Linked DNA regions of Homo sapiens: region 2 is linked to region 1. Evidence: chromatin contacts called from ENCODE Hi-C or POLR2A ChIA-PET data. All regions are on one chromosome and are shown on one strand. Each heading gives the region's core, a stretch centred on a gene start or an enhancer-like site at or near the end of the contact. The rest is flanking DNA. Distances are from core to core; before and after follow the strand shown. Region 1 holds the start of C5 (complement C5). Region 2 overlaps RAB14 (RAB14, member RAS oncogene family).

The links. Hi-C counts contacts between places; a loop is a spot of excess contacts on that map. ChIA-PET counts read pairs that join two places held with the same protein, here RNA polymerase II (POLR2A).
Region 2: a map of HepG2 shows a loop between it and region 1 (2.1-fold over the local background). The contact joins the enhancer-like site here to the promoter of C5 in region 1. A Hi-C loop is called at or near these places in 1 of 168 maps with a recorded cell type or tissue (HepG2). POLR2A ChIA-PET finds 5 or more read pairs at or near these places in 5 of 52 experiments (BJ, OCI-LY7, T-cell and 2 more).

What each region holds. Positions count from the first base shown.
Region 1 is chr9:121,044,388-121,051,917 of GRCh38, reverse strand. C5 (complement C5) reads left to right here and starts at 1,643. Exons shown (of 41, transcript NM_001735.3): 1 at 1,643-1,736; 2 at 5,535-5,727. The coding sequence starts at 1,672.
Region 2 is chr9:121,180,545-121,187,460 of GRCh38, reverse strand. It overlaps RAB14 (RAB14, member RAS oncogene family), which reads left to right. Exons shown (of 8, transcript NM_016322.4): 5 at 442-508; 6 at 4,063-4,150; 7 at 4,501-4,531; 8 at 5,888-6,916. The coding sequence ends at 6,065. Among named protein-coding and RNA genes, the nearest start is that of RAB14, 18 kb to the left of the region's middle. Within about 2 kb of position 4,345, at least 2 of the 41 ENCODE cell types and tissues checked have a DNase peak (open chromatin) inside an H3K27ac peak, as active enhancers do; they include OCI-LY7, where a contact is called at or near this core.

The DNA.
Region 1 (7,530 bases), core at 394-2,893:
TCTCTCTTAAATTTCATTTCCCAAAAATGATGGCAAAAGTACTGTTTGTTTTAACTTGACCCATCTTTTGCAACCCAGCTTAATCATTTCACAGATTCCCTTTTGAAATAAATGGGCTAGATGATCAGACAATAGTGGCAAATGTTTGTCATTTCAATGACATATGCAAGAGATACCTTTAGTGAAATTTGTATATCAAATTTCCCTTTGTGCTCCTTTTTTCCCTAGTGAATTCAGCATTAAAGTGTTTATAAATATTTTTGGTTTATTATTTATTAATTCAAAGCAAAGAATGCCAATGTGACCATAAATATCTCATTTATATATCATAAATATCTCATTATAGAAATATGTTTAGAGACATCTGTTTTATTATTTTAAAGAAGAGTACATATTATATATTAAGGTAAAAATAGTACTAAAAAAGAGAAGGTAGTAAATAAAAAAATTCTAATGAACATAAAACATCATAAAAATTAACTTAATTAAAAATCAGCCAGGCACAGTGGCTCATGCCTGTAATCCCAGTACTTTGGGAGGCCAAGGTGGGTGGATCACCTGAGGTCAGGAGTTCGAGACCAGCCTGGCCAACACGGTGAAACCCTACCTCTACTAAAAATACAAAAAATTAGCTGGATGTGATGGGACATGCCTGTAGTCCCAGCTACTTGGGAGGCTGAGGCAGGAGAATGCCTTGAACCTGGGAGGCAGAGGTTGCCCTGAGCCAAGATAGTGCCACTAGACTCCAGCCTGGGCGACAGAAAGAGACTCTGTCTCCAAAAAAAAAAAAAAAAGTATAAAGATAAAATTTTAGTATATTGTGAATTAATTACTAGACTCAATTGTTATAGGAAGCTTTGTTTTTCTGGAGCTCTTATATTAAAATTATTAAAATCCTCACTGAAAAGTATAACATGTGTTTTCTTTAAAAGAAAGATATTCTATATCTGAATAAAGACAAACTTTGAACGAGTGGTATATGCCTTAATAAATATTGGAGAATATCTATTCTCCAATACTTAGAGAATGACGACAGCATCCTCCACATGGCGTTTTCATTGCCAGTCACAACTTTCCTCCACCTAGTGTTCTCTAGACTGAGACAGACCAAGGAACAATTCCCTAGACCTCCTTTGCAGAGCTAGGTTATGCTCAGACCATTTGCAGCACCAAGGACACTGCCATTCAGGTCACCAAAAAAAGATCATCTTGTGAGCCCTGTCTAAACCAGGCCCCTTCTAAAATCATTTCAGTGTGAAACTGAGTCCAGGTGGGTCTTCATCAGTATTAGAGTGGACCTGCCAGATGTATGCTTGCAGATGATGCAACATCAAAGCAAATGCCCTGGGCAAGAGAAGAAAGGCCAAAGCAATGGGCTTACTGGTTTCTAGCTTTGAGCCACTCTTCATAGTGCCAAATTCCCATTTTAGGGTCCCTTTATTTGTATTAATAAAAATAAATTCCCTGGGTGTAAGTTCCTGTAAAGTACTCCCTATCTGTATTCCTGGGCATGAAAGGGTGTTTTAGTTCCAATTCTAGTTTTCCCACTTAGAGGTTCACCTTTCTGACATTAATAATTAACCAGATTATCTGAATTCTTCAAGTTCAGTTTATTTAAAAGGAGACTATCCTCAAAAGTGTTATATCCGTGGTTTCCTGCTACCTCCAACCATGGGCCTTTTGGGAATACTTTGTTTTTTAATCTTCCTGGGGAAAACCTGGGGACAGGAGCAAACGTAAGTAAAACAAGCTATCTTCATTTTTCAATGCATCTTAGTTATGACGAATGAAGAGTTAAATTTAACAGATTCTGTTAACTTGAAAATAACTTGCTACTTCTGAGAACAGCAAGTGAATAGTATCATCTCTGAATGAGAAAGTCATGGAAGCATTTTGATTTGATGAGTAGCTAACAACATGACAGCTTTTATGGAATTGTTATTTATTAAAATTTACGTTAAGTGATTATTCAAATTCCTCTTCAAAAAAGCACAAAAGAAACTCCAGATAATAAACTTTCTTGACATTTTTTGCTTATTTTAACTTGGTGTTTAGTTTTCTTTGTGTTTTTCATAGACTATACACAGTTAAACCAGGGTTATTTAGGAGTCAATCTAATACTGTGATCTGAAAATCTGTTGTTGTAGTGACTTCTACCATACATTTATGAGCTGACTTTTCACAATTTTTAGTGTCATTATTGAGATAATATGCATTTTAAGTAATGTTTTAAAAATAATGATCTTATATCTAGAAATATTTTAATACTGAAAAGTAACTGCAGATCATCTAATCAAACCTATTCATTTTATATATGAGAATAAGTCCAGATAAGGGAAGTGACTGACCAAAGGTCACAGTTCTAGAGAGAGAGAAACAGGATTTTTATTAAGGTCTCCTGTTTATCACTTCAATTTTTTTCATTTTGTCATAAATGTATACATGTAAATATATTATATATAAACACATACTTAGGATGTCATTCTTTTTTAGCACCCTCGTATTTCTGATCTGTGATCTTTTTACATGGCCACAAGCACTCAACTACCTTAGCATCCTGCCTTTATTCTTTTTGAAAGACGAGCAGCTAAGGCTTAGAGAGACTGAAATTAAGTGACTTCAAATTGGTGGCAGAACTAGGGCTAGGACCTGGGTTCCATGATTCTTGTCCAGACTTATTCTGAATTCTTTCTACTAGCCCTTAATAAAAATTATTTCCTCACTTTCTCTGAAGAAGTCAGAGTGTACCATTTACAACATGGCAATCAATCACTTTAATTAATTGGTTGATTGATTGATTCAACAAATATTTATTGAGCATCTAAACATATGATAGGCACTGCAGATATAGCAAACGGTAAGACAATTCCTAGAGCTTGCATTCTAGTGGGAGAAGCAAGTAATGAATGAATGAACCAATGAAAGAATGTGTAAGGTCAGGTAGGTAGTATTATGAAGAAAAAAATAAAGCAGAGTATGAGAATTAAAAAATAATTATGGGGCACTATTTTAAAATGTGGCCAGGAAAGGTTCTCTTAAGGAGGCTGCACTCAAACAGAGCCTGAAGGAAGTGAGGAAGCAAACCATGCAAATATTTGAGGAAAGAGCATTCCAGATAGAGGCCAAAATAACATTCTTGCCTCTCTGCAAGCTCCTGCTCCTCTGCAGCAATTGAAAGACAAAGAAAACTATGAAATTATTTATATGGATAGATTATGCTACTGATAAGTCAATAAGAACCAAAATCTTTATAAAGGGTGGTTCCAGAATATTCTTTTAGGGGCTTCTAAACACTATGTATTTTTGCTTGACGGCTACCATCACATAGACCAGCAGTCCCCAACCATTTTGGCACTAGGGACAGGTTTTGTGGAAGACAATGTTTCCATGGACCAGGATTGGGGTGGGGATGGTTTCAGAATGAAACTGTTCCACTTCAGATCATCAGGCATTATATTCTCATAAGGAGCTTGCAATCTAGATCCCTCGCATGTGCGGTTCACAATAGAGTTCATGCTCCTAGGAGAATCTAATGCCACCACTGATCTGACAGGAGGCAGAGCTCAGGTGGTAATGCTCCTTTGCCCCACTGCTCACCTCCTGCTGTGTAGCCTGGTTCCTAACAAGCCATGGACTGGTATTTGTCCATGGCCCAGGGGTTGGGGACCCCTACCATACACAATTCAAAATTAAAGCAATACTAAACTTAAAAACATAAAGCTTCTATAAATACTGAAATTAAAGTAGCTTTATATCCCTAAATTTTTCTAATTACAAAACTCTTTATAAATTCCATTTAGTACAACAGTTGAAAATGTTAATTCTGGAAACGGGCTGCTCAGGTTCGATTTCTAATTCTATAATTTGTGAATTATAGAATTCATAAATCCTATATGTGTGGCCTTGGGAAAATTAATTAGCAGTTTCTTCACCTTAAAATTGGAGTAATAGTTCCTCACAGAGTGGTTGTAATGACACAATGAGTTTATACAAATAAAGTATTCAGAATAGTGCCTTATCACAGGGCAAAATTTCAGTAAATATATCTTATTATCATAAAAACTGAACTCCTCTCATTTTCTGCCATCTCCTACTAGGCATGTGGGGAAGGGGAATTCAGATGATGGTTGGAAATCTGGAAATTCTTTCCTCTCTTTTGTAATTTGCCTGTAAGTGGATCCAAATTAATTGTAATGCAGGATAACTGTCAGATGCTTTAAAGGATTTAATTGCTGATAAATTAATTCCATTGTTACTAAAAACTTCCTGCTTTTACCAGACTCTTAAAATGTCACAATGTTGGCAGAAGCCTGGAATAATTCTGCCAGGTGGGGTGGTGGGTGCCCTCCAAGCTTGTTGGGCCACTTGAATTAGTCGATCACTATGCCCTTTTGGGTTAAAACACTTTTTTTTCCTATGTAATAGCGTATGTAGTTCTCGCTATTCAAATTAGATACTCTTGTGATATACACTTAGTAATCCAGTTTATATTTGTAAGTTTTTAAATAAAATAATTTTTAAAAATCACTCAAAAGCATGTATAGACTCACTTCCATTATTGTATAAATCACATGAAAAGTAAAAATAAGAGAACAGTCTATGGTTGTGAATAACATATAAACTTGACCTCAACTGTACACATAACAACTGAGAACTCATATAAAGGCCTCCCCCATTTACTTACAAACCGTATAACCTTAGCCAAGTTAGCCTTTTACCACTTGCAAAGTACGAATAATGATAGTACCAGCATCATTGGCTTATTGTAAAAATTAACAAGAGCTGTATGTAAAGTGCTGATACAGCCTCTGATATGTGGCAAGTACTTAATTACCATTATTGTTTGAAGATGATGATTTGCTCTTAAAGGACCATCATCACTATTTCCATTTCCAAATGCACTTCCCAGCTCACTCATATTCTATCCTTTCCGTTATCCGTTTACTAGTATAACATAGTATTTCTAAGATCACTCCCTTTAAACTAATTTAGTGAGATTAATAAATCTTAACATGTATTGAGTACTAAGAGTGCTAGACCTTTTCATATATATGTTCTTATTTAATCTTTACCAGAGCCTGGTAAAGAAGGCGATTATTTTCACAGTAAGTTATTTTAGCCTCAGAAAGACTTAGTGACTTTACCACGGTCACTCAGCCAGCAGATGCCACAGCTGGAATTCAATCACTGCTTTTTTCTTCATTGAGCAAAAAATATTGACCCCATTTACATGTTCTGGTCAACATGATTAAAAGTCTTCCTTGGCTGCAGTAGCTAAGAGAAAGTGCTGCTATCACCTTAACTTTCTAAATGTAAACTAAACCTCCAGCTTCTCAGGTCTTAATTCCAAACTACTTGGAAATTATGCTGAAGTTATGGTGGGTCACAAGTACATTTTGACTTATTAGTATCATTTTTAAGTGAGGAAATATATGTATTTTAAATGGAATCTCTCAAGTGAGAGAAAAAAATCAAAAGTAAAAGAAAATATGTCATATAAAGACATTGAGCCTTATCTTTTCCTTTTTCAACAGATATGTCATTTCAGCACCAAAAATATTCCGTGTTGGAGCATCTGAAAATATTGTGATTCAAGTTTATGGATACACTGAAGCATTTGATGCAACAATCTCTATTAAAAGTTATCCTGATAAAAAATTTAGTTACTCCTCAGGCCATGTTCATTTATCCTCAGAGAATAAATTCCAAAACTCTGCAATCTTAACAGTATGTATTTATCCTTTATTTTCTTTATATATATATACAGAATATTCTCAATAAAAATGTGTACAAAGTTTGAATATTGATAACATATAGATTTAATCATTTACATCCACTGTGGGATTATTAGATGATGTCAGTCACTAATGATAATGTAAGTGAAAATTCTAACAGAAACAGAAAATTCTAAACAGAAGTTATGTCTGCTTTTTGAGCAATGCATGTCCATTTTCACATTCTTATTGGAAAATAAAATTGTACTAATGTGAAAATATTTGGAGATAATTGAAAATACTTGTTTGCTATGAAAATTACTATTAGAAAGAAATTGAGAAATATGAGTATGATTTTATCTGTAGTACATTGCCCACAAAAATCCATGGATATTATTGAACATTCGATTGAACTCTAATATTCTACAATTATAGTTTCAAAAACTAAAAAATTTGTGATTACTAAAGTGAATAGCTCTCATTGACAACCTGCAGTTAATAGAAAGAACAACCTTGATCAAATAACTCTCCTATTAAGATATTGTAGTATAGATTGCTTAGAGACATACTTGCAACTTATTTTTACTAAAAATTCTGATACTTAATAAAGAAAATCAAAGAATATCAGACGTAAAATGGGCTCTGCAGTTCATTTAGACCAGAGTTTCTCTAAAGTGAGTTCTTTATAAAGAAATTAAAAATGGAAATTTAATAAAGAGCTTAAAATTCGAATTATATTGATTTTGTAACATTTTGAATTTATTTTATAAATTTGTTTTGAGTTTTTAATTATACAAAAATCATAAGCATAAGATTGTACCGTTTTAAGTTTGTATATATTTAAGTATCTTTGTATCAAAAATTATTTTGATTATGTTATAAATAATAAAAAGCCAATGCTGAGGGTCCTCCATGACTTTTGTCCTTTAAAAGGACTATGCATATTACTCAAGTTTAAGAAACACTAATCTAAAAAATTTCTAGTCAAACATAGGAATTCTTTAATGTTCTTAGCAGTAAATGCTCATATCTCTTAACAAATTCTTCCACTTATTAGGTTTGTTAACAATTAAAATTCATTTATTAAAAGTGTTACTTTTATGGCATATGCCTGTAATCCCAGCTACTCGGGAGACTGAGGCAGGAGAATCGCTTGAACCCAGAAGGCGGAGGTTGCAGTGAGCCAAGATCGCGCCACTGCACTCCAGCCTAGGCAACAGAGTGAGACTCCATCTCAAAAAAAAAAAAAAAAAAAGAAAGTGTTACTTTCAAAAGACACTCTTTTATCTGATACAATGTATTTGTGGCTCTTAGTTTTAAATTTAAATCAAACAAATTTAACTGAAATTAAAAATGCAGTATCTCAGTTGCACTAGCAACATTTCAAGTGTTCAAATAGCCCCAGGTAGCTATTGGCTACCATAGTAAACAGCATAGATATAGAATATTTCTGTCATCACAGAAAGTTCTCTGAACAGTGCTGACCTATATGATTAACTGAAAAACTAGATTAAGGTGGGGCAATCATAGTCAATACATATTTTAACCATTTAATTTTATCATAGCAATATCATGTATCTTTATTTGCCAATTGTTTAATGTTGTACCAAGGTCTTTTAAGTGTGGGTCTATGGATTGCAGTGTCAAATCTCATTTATTACGTGCTACAAATTTAATGGATCATCTTTGTTCTATAGTTTCTTTTTTGTTGTTGTTGTTGTTGTTGTTGAGACAGGGTCTCGCTCTGTCACCCAGGCTGGAAGACAGTGGTGTAATATCGGCTCACTGCAGCCTTCGCCTCCCAGGTTCAAGCAAT
Region 2 (6,916 bases), core at 3,096-5,595, 130 kb before region 1:
AAAATTTAAAGACAAGCAAAAGTGTCTTCCATTAAATGTGTCATGTTTAGGCATTTTGATACAACTTTGTGCTTTGTGATTGAAAGTCTGTATGATTTCAAAGTAATTTGAGTTTTGACTCCACATTGGCATTTCCATCAATTTACTGTGTTGTTCCTTGCTTGCTTATTGGTCTGTTTACGGTATGCTTTTAGGAGTAAACAATTTACTCCTGACCTGTAATTATCAAAGTTGTTGGATATTGAGTTGTTTATTTAAAAATATTAGGTTTGGCTAGATTTTTGAAAAGTATGCAGTTGTATTTCACAACTACTGTTCTGAGTAACTGGTCAAAGCAAAATTATTATTTTAGGATATGTTGATTAAATATGTATTTTAAATATTTAAGTTTTTTTTCTATAATTATATGGCAGTCACAAATTTAAACTTTTATTTTTGCAGAAGAAGTACATATAACCACTTAAGCAGCTGGTTGACAGATGCAAGGAATCTCACCAATCCAAATACTGTAAGTTAAATGGCATCTTATTACACAGAAAATTTAAGAACTAAGCTAACCCAAAAAGGGAAGCCATTTACTGGTGAGATTTTTGTCTTCAGGTACTAAGAATGAGAGAATTTTTATTGTATTCTTCAATTAGTTGAAGAAAACCTAACAGTTATTTTTCAGTTCTTATTAAACCAGGTTTTGCATTTTATTATACCTAGGTTTTTTGTTCATGTTTGTCATTACTATTATGAATGTAGTGGTGATCTCATGTGAAGACTATGAAATCTGAAATTATGATTTTAAAAGGGATCTGCATTAATTTCATAAAACTTTAGCATTGGAGGATACTGGGCAAAACGTAGAAGAGATCTTTCTGTACTGTTTTTTACAACTGCATGTGAATCTGCGTTACCTCAATAAAAATTTCAACTACAGGAGGAGAATTAAGGATAAAAATTTCAGTCAAAAATAAAAAGGATTCTATATGTGTTAAAACATTAGCTTCTTAACCAGACTGAGATGATATTTATTGAGATTTTAAAGGCTAGCCACCATGCTAGACTCTGCAGTATACAAAGATAAACATGGATCCTTGGTCCCAAAGAGCTTATAGTCTAGCAGGGAGAGAACCAGCAGATATGCAGATAACTGTGCTGCAAAGTAGATTGAAGCACGAATTAGAAATAGAGGGACTGGCACAGTGCTGGAGAGCCTAGGATGATCAGTGCCGTCTGGAGAGAAAGCAGCTTTACAGAGGAGTGGTGTTTGAGCTGGTCCTTGAGGGGTGAGTGAAGTTTCAGTAGATATTGTTGAGGGTATGCCAGGAACAATGTGAGGAAAGACACACTGAGCTGTGACTTGAGTTTCTCAGGAACAAGGCTTGTGTCTCACTTGGCTTTATACCCCCAACATTTGGTAGAGGCCTCCTTCAAGAACTGTGTTATCAGTGGTAAGATGAGCTTTTATCAGGAAATGGTGGTTTAATCATATTGAGAGTCAGTTAACATTGTTTGCCTATCATGCTAGGGACTGTGCCTGAAACTTTCATTTCCATTATCGCATTAAACCCAAGGTTTACATACACACCTATAGATGGGTGTTCATAGCAGCTTTATTTCCAGTAGCCCAGAACTGGAAACCTAGGTGTTTCCCAACCTGGCCATTGACAGGTGAATGGTTAAACAGTTCGGAACATCTCTATAGTGGAGTACTACTAAGCCGTACGTAGGAATGAATTCTTTATATATGCAGCAGTTGAGCTGGTTCTCAAGGGCATCATACCCAGTAAAAAAGCCAATCTCAAAAGTTTACATACTGTATGATTTCATTTAGAAAACATTCTCAAAATGACAAAATTGTAGAGATGGGGAGTAGATTAGTGATTGCCAGGGATTAGCAAAGGGGGTGGAGGGTGGTAGTGGTGTGATGACATAGAGGGCAGCACAGAAGCAGTTTCTTTGTAGTGATAGAACAGTTCTGTATCCTGATAGTGATGATGGAGATCTGCACCTGAGATAAAATTACATAGAACCACCCATGCACGAACGCACATGTGCCTGAGAATGTGTAAAAACTGAAATCTGAATAAGGGCTGCAGATTGTACCAATGTCAGTTTCCTGGTTTTGAGAGTGTATTATAGTTACATAACATCCTACCATTAGGGAAGTTTGGTGAAGGGTACACAGGACCTCACTGTTATTTTTTGTAAGTCTCTGTGACTCTATAGCTATTTCAAGTAAAATATTAAAAACAAAACTCATTGTAGAGGGCCCGTGGAGGAGTATAATAAAATTAACCTTACCGCCCTGTGTCCTTCCTGCCTCATTTATGTGCTTTGAAATAGAACCAGATCAGGAGAAAAAAAATTTCTTGAGTTTTTCTTAAGTGCTCCATTTTCTATAGAATTGCCCTTGATTTCTGTGTAGAAGTTGTGTTCTCTACCATTTTGTTGTGGGCATGTTTTGTATCTCTGTAATTAGCATGCCACTTTATGTCTTCCCTTTCAGGGAGATAAGAAGCCTTATTTGGAGATTCATAGGGAATCAGGAGCAGGGCAGTATTTCTTGTTTTGAGTACCTATCTTGTAATGGCCCTATGCTAGTCATTGTGGCTTTACCAGACTTGATTTTTTATAAATTGATTTCCTTTTTAAGTATCATTATTTTATTCTTTTAAAATACTAATGGATAGTATATGAAAGTTTCTTCCCCTTCACAGTGGGCACTTTGTCCACACTGTTTAAAGAATGCTCACTTTTGTTGTACTACTTAACTGTCCTTGCATGAGGTTTACATTCAGATAAAAATGATTATTTGGTTTATGGACACACATTTTTGAAAGTGGAAGAGCCAGGAGCTGTAATTTTACATGAAAAAAAGTTAATGGCTGAAGTGCCTTTTAGTTGAAACCATCCATTCCTAAAGTGTTCATATCTAGATTACCATATCTGTTTGGAAGGGGGAAAAAGGGAAGGATTTTACCAGTTGGTGTCAAATAAGCTCATAAATGTACAAAGACAGTTTATCCATAACCCCCCTCCCCACCCCAGGTAAAGGCCAAAGCCCTTTGCTGTTTCCCAAGGGTACATATTTTTTTCTTACAACTTTGCAGAGCTGCCTTTAACTTTGGCCTAACTTCACTTGTATGAATGGTTCCAAGGTGGATATAGGTTGGTGGGTGATATTTTGCCTTGGATTTGAACTTACTGCATACGTGCCCCCAAACCCCTACTCCCAGCTGCCCCTTGTGTATACACATAGACATCTCTTATCAGTTACTGTTAACTATAAACTCAATCCTTTCTAGGGATAGTGTGGGGTAGGATAGTATTTGTCTCAAGATCTCAGTTTGGGTTTCTACCTGAGATCTAATGTCCTCCTACCACTGACTCACTGAGTGACCTTCAGCAAGTCCTTTTGCCTTATTTGAGCTTCAGTTTCCTTACTGATAGCCTAAAGGAGTTGAACCTAGTGGCTTTCAAACTTTTTGAGGATCTCAGAACTGTTTGAAAACCTGATGGAAGCCATGAATCTTCTCCTCTAGGGAATGCCCACAATTACAGTATTTACAGTATTTCAAGGTATTTACAGATCCCCTGGAGCTTGTCCATGAACCCTTAGTAATCTTACTCAGCTATATCGTAATCTTTGGACTAGACCAGGTGTCACCAAAGTATGTATGGCCTGTGGGCCACATTCAGCCCACAGCCTGTTTTTGACTGGCTTGTGAACTAAGGATGATTTTTAAATTTTTAAAGGGTTGTTAAAAACAACAACAAAAAAACCCAGCAACGAACATGTAACAGAGACCATATGAGGCCCACAAACCTGAAGAATATAGTATTTATTCTTTACAGAAAGTTTGTCAACCCCTGACCTAGATCATTGCTAAGGTCCTTTGTAGTAATGACTTCATGAATCTGTAGCCCTGTCTAGTGGATAATTGCTAGTACTTGGTTTTCTTTTTAGGCCCAGTCATTTTTTCTATCAAGATTTTTGGATTTCAGAATTTGCATGGTTGGTTTAAATTACTGCTTTTGTTACAAGGTGTCTTTCTTTTGATCACAAATTAGGTAATAATTCTCATAGGAAATAAAGCAGATTTGGAGGCACAGAGAGATGTTACATATGAAGAAGCCAAACAGTTTGCTGAAGAAAATGGTGAGTTTCTTTAAGACTTAATGGTCACAATTGGGAGAATTTTTAAGGAAAGGTGGGCTTGACAGTTTTGTTGGTTTTTTTTTGCATTTTTTTTTTAAATGCAGACTCAGAAATCTCAAGAATGAGGAAGTAACAATGTGTTTCTATTTCTGTGTGATTTATGTTGGAGCAGTACAGTTATTTAGTGACAAATATAAAGATGCTCTCCACCTCAAACTTACATACTTTTTCATAAAATACTATGGGAGGAGTACTAAAAACTGATGGGAAACTTTTTCAGATGTTACTAAAGAAGTGCACTTGTGAGTTAGTTTGAAGTGTCCTAATTATAGTCTGAATTTTATTTTTAGGCTTATTGTTCCTCGAAGCGAGTGCAAAAACGTAAGTGTGACCAAAATACAGATATTTCAATTATATTCAAGTTTCTCAAAGTAGAACCGTATATATGAAAAGTATATAATGTATATACACATATAAAGTACTATCTATAAATGTGTAATGCTTACTGCAGGAAGAACAGCAAACATCTCTTTGCTTCCTTTTTTACATTTCAAAATAATATGAATTTTTGTTACTTAAAAGATTGTACCTTGATTATGCCTGTTGGTAACCCAGGTTAATAAATGAAACTTTGTTTACATTTCAAAAGTGTTTGACTTTTCCCAAATGACAGTGTTTGACTTTTCACAAGTGAGGTTGAGTTTGGCATCTCAGACAAGCTTGGTCAATCTGTTCTTCCTGTAATACTTCTGATCACATTAAAAAGCATGATTTAAGGGAATAGTGTCTACTCAGAAGCATAGTGAACATTTTCTAATTGTTCTTCCATGTCTGCTATTGAACTGTGGTACACCCATCATTGTTCTTCATTTATTAGGCCAAAAATTTCTTGTGGTGAGGAGAGGCTAACCTGTTTTCGTTTAGTCTCAGCTGTGCTATTAGTCCAAAGAAAACTGAATGGAGGTGTTAACGTGGCTAAGCATGATTATGTCACCATTACCCGATTAAAAACAGCTCAGTTCATGCTTGGCTGAGCAGACCATATTATTCTTGGAATTTTTTTCAGCATGTTCAGAGAGATTTCATTTCTGTTTGGAGTATCCTCTCTGTTATCACAGAAATGACCTATCTGAATTGTCATGGTGTGTATTAACATACAGTATTTTAATGATTGCATATAACACATGTAGTTGTCCAAATAGGGTTTGTAGAAAGGGCTTTCAGTACACGTATGTATGTATGCTTTCCATAGAAAGTAGTTTTCCGGCCGGGTGTGGTGGCTCATACCTGTAATCCCAGCACTTTGGGAAGCCAAGGCAGGCGGATCACGAGGTCAGGAGATCGAGACCACCCTGGCCAACATGGTGAAACCCTGTCTTTACTAAAAATACAAAAATTAGCTGGGCGTGGTGGTGTGCTCCTGTAGTCCCAGCTACTCGGGAGGCTGAAGCAGGAGAATCGCTTGAACTTGGGAGGTGGAGGTTGCAGTGAGCTGAGATCGGGCCACTGCACTCCAGCCTGGTGACAGAGTGAGTCTCTGTCTCAAAAAAAAAAAAAAAAAAAAAAGGAAAATAGTTTTCCATGTTCTCTTAGCTCAGTGTTCTGGTAATCTCTTATTAGATGACAGTGGTTAAGTTGGAGACATCATGGCAGTTAACTAAAGATTAGCAAAAGGTCAGTGTCTTGTCTTTTGTAGAAAACTGTGGTTCTCCAATAAAGTTATCAATTGCCTCTTAGGGGAGAGAATGTAGAAGATGCCTTCCTTGAGGCTGCCAAGAAAATCTATCAGAACATTCAGGATGGAAGCTTGGATCTGAATGCTGCTGAGTCTGGTGTACAACACAAACCTTCAGCCCCGCAGGGAGGCCGGCTAACCAGTGAACCCCAACCCCAGAGAGAAGGCTGTGGCTGCTAGTGACCTCTTTGCTGTGGCCCCTCATTTGACCTTTCACCTCTGTCTGTTGGAAGCAGTACTTTTTACTGCCTCATTGTCTTCTGTACATCTTACTGGGTTTAATTAAAAAAAAAGAAAAAACTCTGTTGTAAAAACAGTTTAACACAATACTAAACTGCTAAACAACTAGATGTAATCAGGTTATCAAAGGCAAGTAGAGTAATAAATCTCTCCTGCATGGTAAATCTAGACTTTTTTTCCCCCTTGTCCTCGTGATAAGTATGTCACCAATATATGATTTAAACCGAGCACTGATGCTGGACTTCATGATTTTTACCCTCCCTTTGGCAAGGCTTTGTCTCACTGTACGGTTTAATTTGGTGATATCTTAAGCCTTTCTTCCCATCCTTAACTGTTCAAGTATGTCTGTTGTAACCAATAAGTTTATTGCTGTGAAATTACTTCTGATGGTAGAGAAGGGGTTCTATAACTGCTTTTGTTTTGTTTTGGATAAATTTCCTGTTGTGTGGGTGGCATTTTTCTTAACGAGATTTGCTTCTGTCTTAGCCTCACACAGGGAAAATATCCATTTATCTTCTCTCTCGTGCTTAATTAATAGCTTTATCTTTTTTTATACCATTTTATCCTTTTCTCTTTAACAGAAAGTAAATATGTATAAAATTTGAAGGAATCGAACTAACAATACATTCTGTGTATATTATTTTAATGAAGAAAATAAATTGATTACTGGCATTGGAACAGTATAAAATACCAGTTTGTACAGTATGACCTATATGTGACCATGTTACTCCCTTCCATTTCACACAAAGAAATAGACACAACTGCAGTTCACAAGTAGTACTGGCTCCACC